Linked DNA regions of Homo sapiens: regions 2 and 3 are each linked to region 1. A link is an interaction called in ENCODE POLR2A ChIA-PET data of the cell type or tissue named here. Cell type or tissue: A673. All regions are shown on one strand. Region 1 overlaps MRC2 (mannose receptor C-type 2). Region 2 has its middle 40 kb from the start of MED13. Region 3 overlaps MARCHF10 (membrane associated ring-CH-type finger 10).

Evidence for each region. Peaks named below come from ENCODE experiments on the same cell type or tissue, not always from the same donor. Only the 100,000 strongest peaks of a DNase experiment are listed, where the experiment ranks them.
Region 2: POLR2A ChIA-PET joins it to region 1 with 9 read pairs; 2 of 35 experiments call an interaction of 5 or more read pairs at or near these places.
Region 3: POLR2A ChIA-PET joins it to region 1 with 8 read pairs; 3 of 35 experiments call an interaction of 5 or more read pairs at or near these places.

What each region holds. Positions count from the first base shown.
Region 1 is chr17:62,631,850-62,636,849 of GRCh38, reverse strand. All of the region lies in intron 1 of MRC2 (mannose receptor C-type 2), which reads right to left. Among named protein-coding and RNA genes, the nearest start is that of MRC2, 6.7 kb to the right of the region's middle. In A673, no CTCF peak of the experiment used is centred here; a DNase peak (open chromatin) is centred at 3,069; H3K4me3 peaks cover 236 bases; H3K27ac peaks cover 2,298 bases.
Region 2 is chr17:62,102,708-62,107,707 of GRCh38, reverse strand. No RefSeq gene overlaps it. Among named protein-coding and RNA genes, the nearest start is that of MED13, 40 kb to the right of the region's middle. RefSeq lists an enhancer at 542-1,104. In A673, no CTCF peak of the experiment used is centred here; no DNase peak of the experiment used is centred here.
Region 3 is chr17:62,744,177-62,749,176 of GRCh38, reverse strand. MARCHF10 (membrane associated ring-CH-type finger 10) reads left to right here. Exons shown (of 11, transcript NM_152598.4): 5 at 4,649-4,801. Among named protein-coding and RNA genes, the nearest start is that of MARCHF10-AS1, 40 kb to the right of the region's middle. In A673, no CTCF peak of the experiment used is centred here; no DNase peak of the experiment used is centred here.

The DNA.
Region 1 (5,000 bases):
GAATCGCATGAGCCCAGAAGTTCAAAGCCAGGCCTGGGCAACATAGTGAGACTCTGTCTTTAGTTAAAAAACAACGACAGGCCAGGTGCTGTGACTCACGCCTGTAATCGCAGCACTTGGGAGGCTGAGGCGGGCGGATCACGAGGTCAGGAGGTTGAGACCATCCTGGCTAACACGGTGAAACCCCGTCTCTACTAAAAATTCAAAAACAAAATTAGCCAGGCGTGGTGGTGAGTGCCTGTAATCCCAGCTACTCGGGAGGCTGAGGTGGGAGAATGGCGTGAACCTGGGAGGTGGAGCTTGCAGTGAGCCGAGATCCCGCCGCTGCACTCCAGCCTGGGCGACAGAGCGAGACTCCGTCTCAAAAAAAAAAAAAAAAAAAAAAAAATCAGAAGATTACCCAATGAACTACTACTAATCTTCATTGGGGAATCTTGGTTGGGAAGATTACCCACAGAATCTACCAGTGGTAGACTGTGGCCTGTGCTAGTGTGTAATCAGTGTAGTGTAAGGGAGTGGACTTCACATTTTTTTGCACTTACTTGTGTATGGTTTGAATGTTTTCCACTGAGCATGCATTTTTACTTTTTTTTTTTTTTGCGACAGGGTCTCACTCTGTTGCCCAGGTTGTGCAGTGGTGCAATCATAGCTCACTGCAGCCTCCAACTCCTGGGCTCAAGTAATCCTCCTGCCTCAGCCTCCTGAGTAGCTGAGACTACAGGCACGCACCACTGTGCCCAGCTAATTTAAAAAAAAAAAAATTGGCCGGGCGCGGTGGCTCACGCCTGTAATCCTAGCACTTTGGGAGGCCGAGGCAGGTGGATCACGAGGTCAGGAGATTGAGACCATCCTGGCTAACACAGTGAAACCCTGTCTCTACTAAAAACACAAAAAATTAGCCGGGCGTGGTGGCGGGCGCCTGTAGTCCCAGCTACTCGGGAGGCTGAGGCAGGAGAATTGCGTGAACCGGGGAGGCAGAGCTTGCAGTGAGTGGAGATCGTGCCACTGCACTCCAGCCTGGGCAACAGAGCGAGACTCCGTCTCAGAAAAAAAAAAAAAAATTCTAGACACAGGGTCTTGTTATGTTGCCCCAGCTGGTCTCAAACTCCTGGCCTCAAGCAGTCTCTCCTCCCGTGGCCTCCAAACGCACTGGAGTAACAGGCATGAGCCACCATGCCTGGCCCATTCTTACAATTGAGGCCAATGAACAGCATGCATGCTGCAAGGTGAGGCCTAAGAAAGGTCACTTAATTTAGTAATTAGGGAGCCTCATCAGTATGACCCTTGGGAGGCAGTCCCTCAGACAGTAGGCTAAAGGCAACTAGAGGCAAAAAGGGGAGAGGTATGCCCAACCATCCCAGTGTTCCCTAGTCTGTCTTGGTTTTATTCCAGAGTCCCAGGAAGCTCCTTATCCTTCCCTAAATGAAGGTTAAATAGAGAAGTGTAAGGATGAAGAGGAAGGTGATAAAGAGGATGGTGATAAATTGAGGGGCTTTAGGGGGTAGGACCATTGAGGGTGGGATTTTTTTTCTTTGGTATTTCTTTTACTTTCAGAAAAACTATGATTACTTTTTGGCACTTACAGTAGTTAGCAAAGTGTCACGAAGAAGTAATGCCTCTGATTGAGGCTATTTCTGAAAAAAAAAAAAAAAAAAAAAGAGAAAAATAGCAATGAAGTAACAGGTTCAGACCTGCTTCAATTTAAAAAAAAAACAATGGGGCTGGGCATGGTGGTGCACTTCTGTAATCCCAGCACTTTGGGAGGCCAAGGCGGGTGGATCGCCTGAGGTCAGGAGTTCAAGACCCGTCTGGCCAACATGGTAAAACCCCGTCTCCACTAAAACTACAAAAATTAGCTGGGCGTGGTGGCACGTGCCTGTAGTCCCAGCTACTTGGGAAGCTGAGGCAAGAGAATCGCCTGAACTCGGAAGGTGGAAGTTGTGGTGAGCCAAGATTGTGCCACTGCACTCCAGCCTGGGTGACAGAGGGAGACTCCGTCCTAAAAAAAAAAAAAAAAAAGTTGTATCAGAGGTGTTCAAACCAGAGCAACTCCATCTTTAAAAGGGGCTGGGTAAAACGAGGCTGGGAACTCCTGGGCTGCGTTCCCAAGAGGTTAGGCATTCTAAGCCACAGGATGACACCGGAGGTCAACACAAGACACAGGTCACAAAGACCTTGCTGAAAAAACAGCACGCAGTATAGAAGCCACCCAAATCCCACCAAAACTAAAAGGTGACAAAAGTGATCTCTGGGCTAGGCGTGGTGGCTCACGCCTGTAATCCCAGCACTTTGGGAGGCTGAGGCAGGCAGATCATGAGGTCAGGAGTTCAAGACCAGCCTGGTCAACATGGTAAAATCCCATCTCTACTAAAAGTACAAACATTAGCCACGTGTAGTGGCACATGCCTACAGTCCCAGCTACTTGGGAGGCTGAGGCAGGAGAATTGCTTGAACCTGGGAGGCAGAGGTTGCAGTGAGCCAAGACCACGCCATCGCACTTCAGCCTGGGCAACAGAGTGAGACTCCATCTCAAAAAAAAAAAATGACTTGTGGTCATTCTCACTGCCCATTTTTTTATACACTAATTATAACGCATTGGCATGCTAAAAGATACTCCTATCAGCGCCACGACAGTTTACAAATGTCATGGCAACGTCAAGAAATTACCTTATAGGGTCTAAAAAGGGAAGACTCCCTCAGTTCCGGGAATTGCCCACCCCTTTCCCAGAAAACTCATGAATAATCCACCCCTTGTTTAGCATATCATCAAGAAGTAACAATTGTATAAGCAGCTGAGCCGTCAGTGCTACTCCTCTGCCTATGGAGTAGCCATTCTTTATTCCTTTACTTTCCTATTAAGCCTGCTTTCACTATTCCCTATGGATTCGCCTCAAATTCTTTCTTGCGTGAGTTCCCTCTCTTGGGGTCTGGATTGGACCTCCTTTCTGGTGACAGCTGTAGTTAGGATTTTTTTTTTTTTTTTTTTTTTTTTTTTTTTTTTTTTTTTTTGAGACAGGGTCTCACTCTGTCACTCAGGCTGGAATGCAATGATGCAATCGTGGCTCACTACAGCCTCAACCTCCTGTGCTCAAGCAATCCTCCCATCTCAGCCTGCCCAGTAGCTGGGACTACAGGAATGAGCCAGGACACCCAGCTTTTTTTTTTTTTTTTTCTGTAGTGACTGGGTTTCGTCATGTTGCCCAAGTTGGTCTTGAACTCCTGGGCTCAAGCCAGGATTACAGGCATGGGCCACCGTGTCCAGCAGGATTTTGTATATTGAAGACTGTGTTTTATCATATTTGGGAACCTTGATAGTCATGTTTTCTCTTTTTTTTTTTTTTTTTTTTGAGACGGAGTCCCGCTCTGTTGCCCAGGCTGCAGTGCAGTGGCATGATCTTGGCTCACTGCAATCTCCGCCTCCTGGGTTCAAGCAATTCCCCTGCCTCAGCCTCCTGAGTAGCTGGGACTACAGGCGCCCCCACATCACACCCAGCTAATTTTTTGTATTTTTAGTAGAGATGGGGTTTCACCGTGTTAGCCAGGATGATCTCGATCTCCTGACTTCATGATCCACCCGCCTCGGCCTCCCAAAGTGCTGGGATTACAGGCATGAGCCACCTCACCCACCCTTTCTCTTCTAATAAAAATAGCAATAATTTAGTATTGTTTGCTAAGAAATTATTCTGTGCCCAGTAGTGTACCAGGGACATATCTCATACGTTCATGATCTCATTTGTATGTAATCTTATAATACCTCTACAAGAGGTATTGATTTTTCCCATCTTATAAATGAAGACACTTGAGCCTCTGCCTGAGGTCACATAGCTGGTGAGTGCCATCAATCCTGGTCCCACCGACTCTGTCCCTATTTACATTTCCAGAGGACTGACGGGGGGAAACACTGCCAGCCATGCCCACACTCCTGCCTCATCTACAGGAGGAAGGGGCCACTGCTCAGCCTCGCACCCGGCTGCCTTCAGGGAAGGCTGGGGAAGGCTGAGGAAGGCTGGCTATAGTGTTCCCTACATGTGCCCTCCTGAGGTGATCCCTGGGAAGGAGATAAACAGAGAGGCCACCCATCCAATCTGGGATTTGTCACCATGGGCCATGTCTGTGTGCTTGTCTCTCGTCACCCCAGGTCAGCCCAAGAGGCAGGGACCAGGCTCCCTCAGCGTCCTCCCCAGGATCCTTGAGTCTCGAAGGAAGGGTCACTGGAAGGTGGGAAAGAAGAGGGGAGGGGAGGCACACCAGGCAAAGTGATCGTGCGTGGGCAGAAGCCTGGAGGTGGAGAAAGCTGGGGCAGGACAAGAGACCAGAGGCATGGGGGGCCGGGGAAACTAGGAAGAAGTTGGTCCTTCTTCTACAACAAAAACCAGAGCTGCGGAGGGCAGAATGCACAGTCAGAGAAAGAGAAATCAGGAGGAGTGGGAGGCTGAGGGGAGCAGAGCGCAGGTGGAAGGGTCTGCGCTGTGAGAGTGCAGAGCCAAGAGGCTGGTGCCCAGCGGCGGAAGGAGAGACGAGGGGCCAGGGGGAAGTGCAAGAAGGGAAACAACCGGTGGAATTCCACGAGGGGCCACAGTGTGCAGTTGAGGGGGTCGACCCAATCTGTTTCCTAAAGGGCTGCAGCTGGTGGACCCCGGCAGACCCCGGTGTCACAGGTGCCACTGGACAGCCCTCATCCAGCTGCCGTTTACTGGTACAACCCCTAGCTGAAGAGTGACAGATCTGCAGGGCCCAGGGTGAGCTCCAGGAGCGCGTCACCACCCCACTGGCCCACCCCACCCAGATTCACAGGACCCAGGCGTGGGAAAGCGGCCCCCTCCCATCTCACGTAGGCCTGAACAGGAAGACACGCTTCCTATCAGCAGTGCTCAGGCCTTCCAAGTCCAGGGACCCCCACTGGAGACACGGTGGGGAGGTCTCAAATAAAGAATAGGCCATGGCCATCTCTACTTCAGTTCTGCAGGAGCTCAGCAGACACCCACTGAAGGAATGAATGA
Region 2 (5,000 bases), 530 kb after region 1:
CCAGGCTGGAGTGCAATGGCACAATCCCAGCTCACCGCAACCTCTGCCTCCCAGGTTCAAGTGATTCTCCTGCCTCAGCCTCCCAAGTAGCTGGGATTACAGGCATGTGTCGCCATGCCTGGCTAATATTGTAGTTTTAGTAGAGACAGGGTTTCTCCATGTTGGTCAGGCTGGTCTGGAACTCCCGACCTTAGGTGATCCACCTGCCTCGGTCTCCCAAAGTGCTGGGATTACAGGTGTGAGCCACTGTGACTGGCCTCTGATTAGATTCTTAAAATTAGTAGTTCAAAGAGTCTGAGCATTTTTTTTTTCAGATGGAATTTTGCTCTGTTGCCCAAGTTGGAGTACAGTGGTGTGATCTTGGCTCACTGAAACCTCCACTGCCTGGGTTCAAGCAATTCTCCCGCCTCAGCCTCCCTAGTAGCTGGGATTATAGGTGTGCACCACCATGCCTGGCTAATTTTTGCATTTTTAGTAGAGACAGAGTTTCACCATGTTGGCCAGGCTGGTCTTGGACTCCTGATCTCAAGTGATCTGTATGCCTTGGCCTCCCAAAGTGCTGGGATTACAGGCATGAGCCACCACACCCGGCCAGCATTTATTTTTATTATGATAACTTGCTGTAGCTAATATATTTCTTTTATGTAACTGAATTTATTTATTTTGGCATTTTTTTCTATTGACTTAATGATTACAATGTTTTTCTTTAAGAGCAAGATGAATATCATATTTTCTTCTAGTATTTTAAGATGTTATCTTCTTATATTTAATGCTCTAAATCAGCAGGGTTTCCTTCTGAGATATATGAGGTGAGAATTACAGTATTCTTATGGAAAGGCAAAGTACTTGTGACAGGGCTCCCTGCTTGTGGAAAAACAGCCACTGGTCTGGGTAAAGAGGACTCATGGTGTGTCCCGACTTACTCCTGGGTGACTCTAGCTCTATGCTAGGTGCCTGTACTAGGCACTATGAACCGCAGACATTTGGATTTTGCTTTTATTTATTGTAGCTACAGGAGGATTTCCAAGAATAGAAATGTTTCCTCTACTCCCTAGTGTTTTGAAATAGAGAAGTCACCTGGCCATTTCACTGCCAAGTTTATGAGATAGTAAAATCCAAACACTTAAGTGTTCATCTAGGTCTGTCTGAACAGCACCAGGCTCTAATGTTCCAAACACATTACTACAGGATGCTGGATACCTGGAGATGATGCTTCCAGACCACGAAGGTGGCCATGGTAAATGATAACCCATTCTTATGTCAGCTAGTTGATATCAACCAGCCTAGCTTCTTCTGCAGAGACTGACTGTTGCCCGAGCCACAGATCACTTATCTTGGGGCCATATGACCCTGCTGCACTGTTAAAGGTGTTGGTTTCAATGGTGTAGGGCTTTTTGCTTCCAGGTAAGTCAAAGCTGGGAAAGAGACAAGTAAGTCTTCAACTGCTAGAGTGCTTTATCTAACTCTATAACTAGGGAAACTTCTTCCTTTTGAGAAGGTAAATTTTGGTTTAGTAAAAGCAGAAGGCTGTAAGAATCCCAGGAATAATTGTACCTGGCTGGGTACAAAGTTTACAGCCATGATGTAGATAACCATGGGGCTCTCTAGCCCAATTCTTGGAGTTGGCTTGGAGTGACGCTTTGGCCAGTGGTCAAGGAACCTGGCTCCTGGGCTTATGTTCAGATTGGGAAAGTATTTCAGGAGATTGTGCAGGTACATATGACCTCCCCAAAGTCACACACAATGCTATTCCTTAAATGACTGAGACTCTACATAGGCAAAAGGCAATGCCATGATTTAGACTTACCAATCTATAAGGCAGTTTTTCTCTCATTTTCCTTCCAAATCTGGATAAAGTTGTAGGCTCCTTGAAGTTTTTATTTTGTAAAGACCTGTGCTAGAAGTTAGAAATCAGAGCAGACAGAGATCTCAGATAGAGGACTCAGAAGTGGTAATTCCATAGAGGCAGAAAGCCTCTTAAATCAGCCTCTCCACCTCCCGCATCCCAGGCCCATACCCTTTCTTTATCATAAAGGGCACTGGGGCTGGGAAGAAGGAGGTGGAGAGGCTGACTAAAACTGTCACGAAAAGGAGGGGGTCAATGACAGCTGCTTAAGGTCTCTGCCTCTGCCTCTTAAGGGACTATATGGGGAGGGTTGTCACATGGCACCAGATCTATTGTATCATCCCATTTACATAACAGGGAAGCTGCTTCACTTCTGTGTCTAAAAGCACTTTGCTCCAACTTGTGCTGAGCCAGAACTCTGGAAACAGAGATCATGGGTGAGATAGGGTTTGGTTGGGGGTGAGGGTGAGGGAAGGCACACGCTATGATGATGGCAGAAACATAGCAAAGGGGAGAAGGAATGGGGTTTTTCCAGGACAAGGGTGAGTCCTGGGCCTCCAGTGGAAGATAAGAATTGAGAGGCAGCATGAACATTGAGTGTCCCTAGTTTTTATCTATGCTGCAGTGGCCTCAACTCAGGTGGGAGAGAGACAAACTGGATCAGAGAAAGCTGCCTGAGCCCCCTGAGTCCATTGTTGTTTAGATCTCAAGAGTGGAACCCACAAACCTGAGCTCCCCTGGGATGGGAAACATGTCCTGTGACTAAGGACCAGGCTGCTCCATGGGCCGAGGATCAGGCTGTCCCATAGCCTGAGGCCCAGATGATCATCCGGTGCAGTAGATGGCATGTCTTTGCACCAGGCATTGATGGACAAAGTAGCCTGCCCTTTCTCAGACAAGCTCCGCCACCCGGTCTGCTAATCATGGAGCAAATAGAAAATGCCTACAAAATTAGCTGGGCATCATGGTGCAGGCCTGTAATCCCAGCTACTTGGGAGGCTGAGGCAGGAGAATTGCTTGAAACAAGGAGGAAAACGTTGCACTGAGCTGAGATCACGCCATTCCAGCATTCCAGCCTGGGTGACAAGAACAAAACTCCATCTCAGAAGAAAAAAAAAAAAAAAGAGAAAAAAAAAAAAGAAAATGCCAACTAGTTGAATTGAAACATACTTCACTTCATTTGGCCAACTGGCCATTTCCAGACACATTTTTCTCCATTGTTATTTTTAAACTACCATTGAATCTTAACTCAGTTATTTTAAATGATAACAAAGGAATGGAATTGCAATTTGCCTGTTTTCCTAAAAATCTTTCTATTAATATAAATGAATATATTTATTTCCCAAAATAAATGAGACAAAACCATAGTTACCATTGAATACAGCCAACATATTTATCATGTCATCAGAGTAAATTGCATGATGCAGGGCTAGGAATTCGTAACTTGTTCCCAGAATAATATTTATATTAACCTTCCCTCTACCCATCCATCTTTGCCTTCTCAGGTAAAAAAAAAAAATAGTTTTTAGAGGTCTCACTCTAAACAACAGAGAACTCTAAACAACAGAGGTCTCACTCTAAACAACAGAGGTCTCACTCTGTTGTTCAGGCTGGACTGCGGTGGTGTGATCATAGCTCACTGTAACTTCAAACTCTTGGGCTCAACCCATCCTCTCACCTCAGCCTCCCAAGTAGATAGGACTACAGGCACATACCACCATGCCCGGCTAATTTATTTTTATTTTAATTTTTTTAGACGGAGTCTTGCTCTGTCACCCAGGCTGGAGGGCAGTAGCATGATTTCAGCACACTGCAACCTCCATCTCCCGGGTTCAAGCAATTCTCCTGCCTCAGCCTCCCAAGCAGCCGGGACCACAGTCACGAACCACCACGCCCCGCTAATTTGTTGTATTTTTAGTAGAGACGGGGTTTCACCGTGTTGACCAGGCTGGTCTCGAACTCCTGGCCTCAAGTTATCTGCCTGCCTCGGCCTCCCAAAGTGCTGGGATTACAGGCATTAGCCACTGTGCCTGGCCAAAAGGGTTTTATTGTTTGCTTGTTTTTTGTTTTTTAAATTTGAACTTGACATTGTGAACATATCAGGTAAAGTTGAGCTCATCACATCTGAAAGATATGAACTGTCATTTTTGTATCTGAAGATGATATGCTATAACTATTCCTTCTGCTGATTTAGGCTTTGAGTTGCTTTACAAATTGTACTGGCAGATTTTCCTTGATCAACCTTCTGCCATCAGAGTCTGTATTAGTGAGAGTTCTTCAATCATACAAAACAGAAACAGACTGGATGACTTGAGTAGGAGAGAACTGTTTTGGGAGGATAATAGGTAGCAGATGGGACTCATGGGAAAGCTAGAGAGTCTGCTTGGAGGACAGGAAGCCGGGCAACTCTAGAGGTTAAGGTGGCTGGGGGCACAACGCTGGGACAATAGGTGCCAACCAGCTTTTAGTGTCTAGGTCGTGCCATTCAAGATTCAAATCTTTTTTTTTTTTTTCTGAGACAGCGCCTCACTTTGTCACCCAGGGTGGAGTGCAGTGGTGTGATCTCGGCTCACTGCAACCTTGACCTCCTGGGCTAAAGCGATCCTCTCACCTCAGCCCCGCAGGTAGCTGGGACTACAGGTGCACGCCACCAGGCCCAGCTAATTTTTTTGTATTTTTTTTGTAGAGCCAGGGTTTCGCCATGTTGCTCAGGCTGGTCTCAAACTCCTGTGCTCAAGTGATCCATCAGCCTTAGCCTCCCAAAGTGCTAGGATTACAGGTGTGAGCCACCGTGCCCAGCCCTAAGATTCAAATCTAAGGAAACAGTCTGTTCACCTCGCTCCCTGGCTAGGAAAGAACAAGGCAGTTTGATTTCTAGTCCCATCAAGACTGTACACCATAGAGGAAAGGTATTGTCCCAATCAGAGTGCTTTACCAAAATAAGCCCTGTGTGGCACTAGGGCTCGAAGCCCCAACTGCCCAAAGTGGATCTAGTCCTGAGCGTCCCAGGGACTCATGCTGTCCTTCAACGGCCTCTGTGACTATCCCAGGCTCTAATCTTGAATCCTCGCTACTCCTCCAGGCCAACAGGACCACCACATGTCATTGTCCTCTACCACTGAGGCTGGGGCTCTGGATATAGTGAGAAAGTTTC
Region 3 (5,000 bases), 110 kb before region 1:
GACAATCACAGTTTCCCAACATTGTCAAGAGAACAGAGGCAGATGCCTTTAATCTAAACAGCTGTTTGGTTTCTTTAAAACTGGAGGCATCACCTTTCTCAGATCCTGGAAGTAGGGGGTCTGTATGTTGTCCAAAGCAAACCAAAGTCTTCCCAAAATTCATTGATAAACAGGATATTGAGTTACCTGGCAGTGAAACTCCTGAACACAAACCCCTTCCTTTTCTGTAAGGCAAAGGGCTTGTCCTGCTACCTGAAAAGGAAGGTAATTTCATCGTCCAGGGTAAATAGGACTTGGTCTTCCTGCAGATTATGAATCCATGGACATGGTAAAGACCCATCCTAGCCCCCAAAGGTCTGAAATTTGATTCACTTTTCATGCAAGTGAAGTGATGGGAACTTGGTATACAAATTGAGGGTTCGAAACTCTTTTTCTAGACAATGTCGTGCTCTTGCCCAGGCTGGAGTGCAGTGGTGCAAACACAGCTCACTGCAGCCTCGACCTCCTGGGGCTCAAATGGTCCTCTTGCCTCAGCCTCCCATGTAGCCAGGACCACAGGTATGTGCCAGCACACCCAGCTAATATTTTTTATTTCTTTTTTTGTAGAGACAGGAGTCTCACTTTGTTGCCCAGGCTGGTCTCAAACTCCTGGGCTCAAGTGATCTTCCTGCCTCGGCCTCCCAAAGTGTTAGGATTACAGACATGAGCCACCATGCCTGGCTGAATGTTAGAATCTCTTTTTTGTTTGTTTGTTTGTTTGTTTGTTTGTTTTTGAGATGGAGCCTTGCACTGTCGCCCGGCCTGGAGGCTGGAGTGCAGTGGTGTGATCTCGGCTCACTGCAACCTCCGCCTCCCAGGTTCAAGTGATTCTCCTGCCTCAGCCTCCGTAGTAGCTGGGATTACAGGTGCGTGCCACCATGCCCAACTAATATTTTGTATTTTTAGTAGAGACGGGGTTTCACTATTTTGTCCAGGCTGGGCTTGAACTCCTGACCTCGTGATCCACCCACCTTGGCCTCCTAAAGTGCTGGGATTACAGGCGTGAGCCACCGTGCCTGGACCTAGAAACTCTTAAACCCATGTACACACAAACTGTGCAATCTAGGTCACCTCATTTGTGACTGCACTTACAGACAGAGAAGAGAAAATATTTTGCAAGAGTTTTGTTTTCCATGGAACCAAAAGGGTATCACAGGGAAGAAGTCAGCAGTGCAGCCAAATTAGATTATAATAATCTTTAAGGTCATGAGGCAACATCTTGTTCATCTTTGTGAACCCTCAAATTATAGCATAGCAAAGGCACACAGGTATTTGTTGAACAAATCATAATATAAAGAGTTGCTATTTGCCTTTTGGATTTTATAAAAGAAGGATTGAGGGAGAGAATCAACAAGAACTACACCGGAATGAAGGCTATTGAATAAGTTATTGCCAACCTGTGAAGTCTGCATAACAATGAGTTTCTGGTCAAATTCAGTTGTCTCATGGGAATGACTTCAGATTTCCCATTATTATTCTCAGTAGTAGTGGTAGTATTCTTTACAGTAGAAGAAGCAGCTACCATTATTAGCACCTAGCATGAACCAGTTAGGCCATTTATGTACATTTTTGCTAAACTTCACAGTAACAAGATGGACCATTTTACAGTTGCAGAAACTGAGGTTAAAGTTGCCAAAGGTCAGAGGATCCTGCCTACACTAATAGCAGCGATTTCTTCACTGCCAGGCCTAGTACAACAATCTCCAGTTGTTCAGCTTTATTATTTTAGTTTGCTGAGAACTTGATTAGAGGACACATGGTAATGGTTTTGGCAATCATTTAAGAGATCTGATGCTTTGAAGAAAGCAGTTTTTTTGAACAAGAAAACAAATTAAATAACCTTTTATCTTAAGCCATCTTGGGCGTTCTGCACAACAAAAAAATGTGTTCTAGTTTTGAAGTTCCCCTGTAGTTGGGCTGAATGCATCTTCTCAAGCCTCACAAATCATACTAATATTTGTCCTGCACGACAAGGCAATTAATACTTGTCCTGCACAGCAGTATGAGGCAACGTGTAGACTGGCTGAGAGACGATCCTCATTCTTAAGGAGCGTGCAGGCTAGTTGGAGAGAAAAGACATACTCATTAAGCAATTTTAGAATATTTAAACACTAAAGGCCATTTTTTAAAAACGCTGAAAGTAAGGGTTTTTTCCAAAGCAGAGTCAGAGCCGACTTGGTGGAATAAACCGGAAACAGACCTCGGAGGACCTTCTGGCTGGTGCAGTCTGGGGAAGAAAGGTCCCATGAGCAGAAGCATCCCTCCCTGTGAAGGTGAATGCAGTGGCGGGGCTCAGTGGCCTCTGGGCAGTGTGAAGTTCTGCTGCCTGGGGTGCGTGGGAACTTTGAATATTCTGCTGGGATTCCTGCTGGAAATCAAAGTGAAATTCTTATCCTCAGGACCTTGGGGCCAGGTCCTGACCTTCTAGACTTGGCCTGAGCCCCACGCCTGCCCCTTCCCTGGCCCTTCTTCTGTTTCTTCCTCTTCTCTCCATGAGTTGGAAAGCAGGAGGCAGGACTTCTGAGAACTGAGGGGGTCTGAGGTCTCAGGTGATAAGGGAGAAGCTTCTATGTTCAAGGAATGCAACTTTTGGTAGTGGGAAAATGCTTCCCTCCTTCCCTCAGTGATGGATCCCTTAGTGTAAAACACCTGATCCCTCTCTCTCTCTCTGTCTTTCTGTCTCTCACTCTCTCACCTTCCTCCTCTCACCCCCTTTTTGATCAGCAAAATCATGTCTAATCAACATCCTACGCCATCCCAAGACTATCTTCTCATTTTCCAGAGAACTTTCACTCTCTCCTTTCACACCTACAACTTCTCTGGGCTCCACCAACTTGCCCCAAGTTGCTCCGACACCACCAGCAGCTTCCCTCTTCTAGTAAGTTCCCTGCGGGGCATGATCCTCTCTGTCTTGGCCTGCAGGACCCACTGCCATGCCCTCCTGGGGCCCGTCAGAAGTAAGTAGACCTAGTCATTGTATTAAATTAGGTTTCATGGGCTGCCAGAAAGAACTTTAATTCCCTTCCTGAATCTGGAGGAAAACTATTCACACGACTACAACTTACACTCTGGAACATGACTCCAGTTGCCTCATGTGCCAAAAAAGGCTGTGCTCTCACACACAAGTCGGGGGCTTTCCCCGGCTTTATCCCTATGTTACCAGCTGGCTACATCTATTTGTGAAATTTCCAAACTGTCTAAAGAAGATGAGCCAGACAAATGATCTTGGGGAATTTCGTCCAGATATTCACGATGTAACTGCCTTGTAAACCCAAGAACTTGTAGAGATGCATGGTATATACTAGAACTTTTCCTCCACATTCACGTGCACTGACGCTAAATACATGTGAAGAGGAAACTCAAAACTGTATCAATTAGCAACCCAATTCAAAATGTAGATTAAAAAGATAATGTTCATTGGAAACTAGGTCCACAATAGCACCCCAGCTACTGTCTTCCTATGAATATCGTCCCAACACAGTGGAGGGTAGGGGACAGGAAAGAGAAAGGCATACGGTTCCCAGATGCTTGCAACCTTTCTGTACGGGCATGTTTGCTAATAAACCTGAGGATATAAATATGCAGGTATTATACAAAATATGTTGTGATTCAAACCTGGATGAGCACTTGGGAGGCAGGGCCATTGCGTGTCCCAACTGTAGAAGGCTCTTGACAGTGTTGCTAGCGGGCATATCCCAACACCTATGGATTGGAACCTAGAAACTTCTTAGCAAGGCTGGGCGCAGTGGCTCATGCCTGTAATCCCAGCACTTTGGGAGGCCAAGCTGAGTAGATCACTTGAGGTCAGGACTTTGAGACCAGCATGGCCAACATGGTGAAACCCTGTCTCTACTAAAAATACGAAAATTAGCTGGGCATGGTGGCAGGCACCTATAATCCCAGCTACTGAGGAGGCTGAGGCAGGAGAATCGCTTGCACCTGGGAGGCAGAGACTGCAGTGAGCCAAGATCATGCCACTGCACTCCACTCTAGGCAACAAGAGCAAGACTCCATCTTAAAAAAAAAAAAAGAAAAAAAGACAAAACTTCTTAGCAAAAGGAAAGATCCCTACCTTCGGCCTCTGCATCGCAGGCATCATGGGTGCTTATGAAGGAGGCTTTTTTTTTTTTTTTTGAGATGGAGTCTTGCTGTGTTGCCCAGGCTGGAGTGCAGTGGCACCATCTCGGCTCACTGCAAGCTCCGCCTCCCAGGTTCAAGCAATTCTCCTGCCTCAGCCTCCGGGACTACAGGCATGCGCCACCATGCCCAGCTAATTTTTGTATTTTTGTAGAGATGGGGTTTCACCATGTTGGCCATGCTGGTCTCAAACTCCTGACCTCAGGTGATCCTATGAAGGAGGCATGATTATTTCCATGTAGCAGGTAGGGAAACTGAGGCTTGGAGAGGTGAAGTGATTTTCCCAAGCTCACATGGTTACATGAAACCAGATTTCAAATCCAGCTCTTCTGTGACCTCCTGGGTCCCTTCTCTTGACTGCCCTTCCACCTAACCCCACCCCCAAACATTGCTGGGCCCTTTGAACGTTCTTTATATGGAAGACATTTTCCTGTAAACAAAATAATTATTGAAAAGACTTTGCATCTTTCAGCAGACCAAGCACCAATGGTTTTATTAAGAAAGAGGAAGCCAAACCTGAGGAGATTTACAGTCAGCCCAGAATCGCACAGCCCGAGAGCATCTGGGGACAGAAGCAGACAGAAACAGCAGTGGCCTGCAAAGGTGCCGGTTCCCAGGGGAGCAGGTAAGGACCCGGGGCTCCCGAACCTTTGTCCTTGGAGAGGAGGACTGATTTTTGCTGTTACCCGGTGAATTCTTTATGGTTTTTAGATACTTGTACTTTTAAGTAAATGAGGTGCATGTACCTTAAAATGAAACAGCTTTAAAAGCAAATTGTATGATCCTAGGGCTTTTGGCGTTTTTTTTCCTCCAAGAGAGGCTGG